Linked DNA regions of Homo sapiens: region 2 is linked to region 1. A link is an interaction called in ENCODE POLR2A ChIA-PET data of the cell type or tissue named here. Cell type or tissue: PC-3. All regions are shown on one strand. Links, peaks and the distances in the headings refer to the core of each region. The heading gives the core; the rest is flanking DNA. Region 1 holds the start of WFDC6 (WAP four-disulfide core domain 6). Region 2 overlaps WFDC3 (WAP four-disulfide core domain 3).

Region 1 (2,940 bases), core at 264-2,763:
TCTTGTCTCTTGCTCACTCTCTGCTTTCTAGCCTTTCTAGACCTGAACATCCTGCCTCCTGCCACAGAGCCTTTGCACATCCTATTATCTGGCCTGAAAGGCTATTTCTTCCCATTTTTGGTCTAAGTACTCATCTTTCAGATCTTAAATCATGGATCTCTTTCCCAGAAAAACTTTTCTGACCTTCCTGGCCACAATGAGCAAGTGGAACCCATCATGGGTGTCAGGGGCACCAATCAATATTTGTTGAATGAATAGAATGAACGAATGGTCCTTGATGATCTTCTTTAGAGCTCAATAATATGGGCAGAGAAGAAAGAGTGTAGGCGGTCTAAGGTGGTCAGGGAAGGCATCCTGGATTTATGTAGACAGAGAGGCCTAGAGAAAAAAGCCAGGAAATACAGATTATATACCTGTCTCTTATAGCTATCATATAACCTGACACAATGTTGGCATTTGATGAGACTTTGGTGACTACTTGGCATCTCGAGAATCACTGAAGAGTAGCCAAGAGACCATGTGGTCCATTATCCACACCTGTCTTATGGAAAGGGAAACTGAGGCCCAGAAAGGAAAACTACATTGTTCACATCACTTACCAAAATAGAGGAAGAAATGAAATAAAATCCATGTCTCCCAAGTCCAGGACTGGCAGATTTGTGTCAAGTAGAAGATGTACCTAAACTCTTGGTCAGAGACCAGCCATCAGTGAACTAGGAGACAGAGGTAGTGCAGTGCAGGTGGAGATAGGAGGTGAGGGCACTGGGTAATTTAGGAAGCATCTGAGTTACCTTTCTGAAGTCTAAACATTTCTTTCCACGGCTGAACGGGCAACACTTCATGTTTTCTGGGCAATCTCTGGGTTTGGTACACTGGTCTATTTCTTCCACTTCGCATTCCACTTTGATTTTGGGACACGGCTCTAAGGGAGGGGAAGATATATTCCCTCAAGGCCTTAAAGGAGCCAGTGCTCCCCCTCCCCGAGACCAGGGCACCCCTCCAGAGTTAGAGAACTTTGTTTCCACTTCACCTATCCCCAGAAGGTAGTGGCCCTCAGGGGGCTCAGGAATTTCACAACACTGCTCACATCCCCAACCCCATAACAACTCACCATCGGATGCCTAAACCAACCCCTACCCCCTACCCGCACCATCTATGAGATTCCTGAGAGAAAGACGCATTCCTCTAAGACTGTTCTGGTCACTCAGCCTTGCTGTGCTTGGTTGCTCCCCCAGGAGGTGCTGTGGCTCTCGATGATTGAGATTAACATTTCTGGCATCAGATAGCTGGGCTTTTGAATTCTGTGAGACGCTTGGTGTGCCAGGCACTCTCTCTGAGCCTTGATTTCCTCATTTGCCCATAGGGTTGCTTTGAAGACTAACCAGCAACACAGTTTGACAAGCCATCGTCAAACTGCCTGGGGCAATGTAACGTAACAATGAGTAATATGGATGAAGCACTTACTGTGAGCTGCCTTTTCTCCTTAATCCTCATTACAAATCTATGGGTAAGTACTCTTAATATTCACATTTTGTAAACAGAAGAATTGGAAGCATAAGGAGATTATGTGAATTTGCCCAAGATCACACAGCTACTCAGGGGTGGAGCCAGGTTTGAACCTACAATGTGTGGCTCCTGAGTGCTCACTTTCAACCACTAATTTTCAGTGCCCAGTACAGTTAGCTGCTAATTGTGAGTCTTCACATTTCAGCATTCCAAGGGACTTCTGGAGACCATTCTTTAACCCAAAGACCAGGGTCCTCTGTGGGTATGGGTGTGGGGGCTGCAATGAGAACATTTGGAAGTTGACACAGGTGGTGTTGTGGGGAGCAGCCTGTTTTTCTTGTGGGAGACTTCCTTGGGCTTACTACTCCTTCTTAGTTCATTTCATGAGCTCTAGGTCCAGGCACCTCCAGGAAGAACTCTTTGGAATGGCAGCAAGGAGTCACTTGCCACAGATTTGGATGCCTGTATTCACCAAGGGAGTCTCTTACCAAGAGACTTCAAATAGCTCCCCTCTTTCCCACCTGGAATTCCAGGCAGAGGTGGAGAAAATAATTTCTCAGCTGCAAAATTATTCTTTGTTCCTTCCTCCCCACTGAGTTTCCTTTCCCCATTGCAAGGACGGAGTTCCCAATACTTACTGCCAAGGATGCCTTCAGCGTGCCCAGGTTCCTGGATGTCCCCCAAAAGGATGAATGGTACCAGGATTGGCAGAAGTCCTGAGAGTCCCATTTTAGGAAGTACTGGCCTGGTTGATGGCACCAAAACTAAGAACTGCTCCTCAGCAGCTCCTACATCTGCACTTTGCCTGCCCCGGTGTGGCCCAGCACCTTAAGAGACAGCCCTGGAGACAAGCCAGCCAGACTCCCCGATCAGGAACACCAGATCCCTGAGGCCATCAGTGGGACTACCTGGTACCTACACTGGGGGATAGGTGGCTCCTAATCCTCAGCAATCTGAGGCTTTCTGGTCTACCAGGGAAAGAGGGCACATGTTGTCTTGGGCTTTCCAGGCTCCCTTAGCAGAAGGGGAGGTTTAACTCCAGAGTCTTCCATTTCCCAGGGGGAGTTTGCAGGTTAACAGTATGCTAGCTCTCTTCCTTCTTTCTAATTTCACTCTTCTCCTGACATGTCTATTCTTATGTTTTATTTTTCTCACTCTGTTTCTTCTCTTTTCTGTGCATCTGTATGTCTTTTACTCTGTGCCTGTCTTTTTCTCAGGGAGTCTCTGTCTGTCTGAGTCTCTTTCTCCCCGCCCTTCACTTCCCTCTCTCTTCTTTCGTATGTAAAGATCAGTTACATTTATCCTTTAAGTCGTTTGATTTTGCAACAGTAAATAACTTCTTTCATTACTTTGGGACTTCTCCAACTCTGTTCTCCGTTTTTCCCTGTTGTCACAGCTACAGCATTGGATTAAAAGTCACACCCTGAAGCATTA
Region 2 (2,878 bases), core at 111-2,610, 240 kb after region 1:
TAGGCACAGTGAACCACTCTTATCAGTTAGAGTAGTACAAATACCCACAAAATCCAAGTTCCCAGAAGCCAGCCAAGGCCCAGCCTTGCCAGCAAGCCTTTTTAAGAAGAGCGGTCTCAGGCTTGTTATGTTAACTCTTTTCTGTACAACCTGCAGTGAGGTTTTAGAAAAGGGTCAGCCAGACACCCAGGGAGGCCATGCCATCAGCCCACGTAAAAGATAATACATATATGTTAATAAGCAAAACAGAGGGTCACAGGGGATCTGGAGTGGTCAGGTTTCATACAGTGGGGAGGTGAGCCATGAGGAGGCCCAAGAAGACAACTGTCAGGCCAGAATCAGAATCTTCACTCCAAAACCTCTTCCCCCAGGTTGTCCCTGTCTCAGTAAAGAACACCACCATCACCCAACTGCTCAAGCTGAATATCTACCACCCTTCTTGATACCCCGTCTCCCTCAATGCCTGCAGCCACTTACTTGTTCACCCAGTCCCATTAATTCTACCTTCACAAACATGTAAGCCTTCCATTTTTCTTTTTCATTGTTATTGGTTTTTTGGGGGCTTTTTTGTTTTGGATTTTTTTTTTCTTTTTTTTGAGATGGAGTTTCGCTCTTGTTGCCCAGGCTGGAGTGCAGTGGTGCGATCTCGGCTCTCTGCAACCTCCACCTCCTAGGTTCAAGCGATTCTCCTGCCTCAGCCTCCCGAGTAGCTGGGATTACAGACGCCCACCATCATGCCCGGCTAATTTTTGTATTTTTAGTAGAGATGGGGTTTCACCATGTTGGCCAGGCTGGTCTCAAACTCCTGACCTCGTGATCTGCCCGCATTGGCCTCCCAAAGTGCTGGGATTACAGGCATCAGCCACTGCGTTCGGCCGCCTTCCATTTTTCTATGTCTGCAGTATCTCCAACCCAGTCTAAGCCCCGATCATCTCTCCCAGCCTGCCACAATAGCCTCCTAACTGGTCTTCCATCTTCTACACTTGCCCCCATCCATTCTTCATATACTGGCAGAGTGGTCTTTTTAAAATGAAAACTGGACAAGGCCTCTCCTGCTTTTAAACCCCCTCAAAGGCTTCCTATTGCACTTAGAATAAAGCCTAAGAGAGAAGCCCTGAAGACCCCCGAAAGTCTGGGCCCTGCCTACCTCTCCAACCTCAAATGAAAGCAGCCTCCTTCTCTCTTCTTCCTTTACCTTCAAAGCACTCATGACTCATCATCATCTTGGGGTTATTATGTATTTGTTTTCTTGATTATTTCCTGTCTGTCACACTATATGAGCAAGCCCCAGGGTGGCAAGGACCACGGCTGCCTTCCTCACCACTGCAGACCCACATGCCAGGTAGGGTAGCCACACTCAATATACAGTGAATACATGAATAAGTGGGTGAGTAAACGGATAGGTCAGGCATCAGATAGGTGGGGAGGCAGAGAAGGGGCGGACCAGAACACAGAGGTACTTGGCATGACCATATGAGCTCTCTTGAGCATTATCTGGCAGGTTTACTGCAGACTTTTTTAAATGCATTTCTGGCCGGACACAGTGGTTTGTGCCTGTAGTCCCAGTTTCTCAGGGAACTAAGGCAGAAGGATCACCTGAGCCCAGGAGGTTGAGGCTGCAGTGGGCTGAGATCACACCACTGCACTCCAGCCTGGGTGATAGAGTGAGACCTTGTCCCAGATAAATAAATAAATAAAATGCATTTCTTCTCAACTGCATTATCACTCTGGGAGCTAAACATCCTTATCCCCATTTTACAGATAATAAAAGTGAGATTCAGAGAAATGAAGGGACTTGCCCAAGGCCACACAGCAAGCAAGCAGAAGAGCCAGGATTCAGACCCATGTTCAGACTAGAACAGTGTCATGAGAGCAGGACCCAATGTCTGCCCTTGCCCTCAGGCAACCTGACTGAACCTCCACTTTGCCAAACAGACCAGCGCTGGCTATGGTAAACCTCTGGCAATGTCAGAGCTTAAGGAAAGCGAAATTTTTCATAGCCCTGGAAGGAGAGCTTCCTGTAGAGTTGGGTATAGCAACCAGTCCTGTTGGGTGAGTAGCCTAGCCCTCCCCTAGGGCTGGAGCTATACAAAAGTAGTTAACTACCAATGCAGTAGCCAGTATCACCTCCCACCAGGCTAGGAACCCCGCTCAGCCCAGCAGGCTCTGGGACATCTGCGGGAGATCACTATTCTAGCCTGCCTGCCAAGCTCCAGTGGAAAAGGAAGCCCTATCTGGGCTGGCCAGGGGCCAGAGCAGCTCACAAAGGTACTGTGCCTGGGTGCCAGCCTCGCCCTTAGCCCCTACAATTCAGCCCTCAGCTTCAAACACTGGGAAGATTGTACCAAGCCCTACATGCCAGCAGTCAGTGACCTGCCTGAGACAGATTCCCAGGCTGGTTCCAGAGCTGGGCCTCAAGAGTCCTGGCAAGGAGAACAACCTTCCATTCTCTCTAATGGGCAGGCTGCCCAAGATAGCTGCCTAAGCCGGGCACAGACAGACCCAATGGGTACCAGCAAGGGGCCTCCTACCTGGAGAGGTTTGACTGGAAGGAAAAAGGTTGTCACATGTTACAGGGCTTCAGGTTCTGAGAGGAAGTGATCAGGGAAGAAGAAAACCATCCTGGTTTTGAATAAAGGGGCTGGTGAGAAATTGTACTCCTGCTGGGCATGGTGGCTCACACCTGTAATCCCAGCACTTTGGGAGGCCAAGGCCGGTGGATCACCTGAAGTCAGGAGTTTGAGACCAGCCTGACCAACATGCTGAAAAGCCGTCTCTACTAAATACAAAAAATTAGCTGAGCATAGTGGCACATGCCTATAATCCCAGCTACTTGGGAGGCTGAGGCAGGAGAATCGCTTGAACCTGGGAGGTGGAG

What was found. ChIA-PET counts read pairs that join two places held together with the same protein. Peaks named below come from ENCODE experiments on the same cell type or tissue, not always from the same donor. Only the 100,000 strongest peaks of a DNase experiment are listed, where the experiment ranks them.
Region 2: POLR2A ChIA-PET joins it to region 1 with 21 read pairs; 5 of 35 experiments call an interaction of 5 or more read pairs at or near these places.

Annotation. Positions count from the first base shown.
Region 1 is chr20:45,537,173-45,540,112 of GRCh38, forward strand. It overlaps WFDC6 (WAP four-disulfide core domain 6), which reads right to left and starts at 2,310. Exons shown (of 3, transcript NM_080827.2): 1 at 2,145-2,310; 2 at 792-922. The coding sequence starts at 2,235. EPPIN-WFDC6 (EPPIN-WFDC6 readthrough) reads right to left here. Exons shown (of 5, transcript NM_001198986.2): 4 at 792-922; 5 at 1-378. The coding sequence ends at 361. It overlaps LOC107987282 (a long non-coding RNA gene), which reads left to right. Exons shown (of 4, transcript XR_001754641.3): 3 at 1,364-1,507; 4 at 2,903-2,940. It also overlaps the pseudogene HSPD1P21. In PC-3, for the core only: a CTCF peak has its summit at 1,241; a DNase peak (open chromatin) is centred at 1,419; H3K27me3 peaks cover 394 bases.
Region 2 is chr20:45,781,799-45,784,676 of GRCh38, forward strand. All of the region lies in intron 4 of WFDC3 (WAP four-disulfide core domain 3), which reads right to left. Among named protein-coding and RNA genes, the nearest start is that of WFDC3, 8.6 kb to the right of the region's middle. RefSeq lists an enhancer at 2,045-2,214. In PC-3, for the core only: no CTCF peak of the experiment used is centred there; a DNase peak (open chromatin) is centred at 1,353; H3K4me3 peaks cover 398 bases; H3K27ac peaks cover 2,500 bases.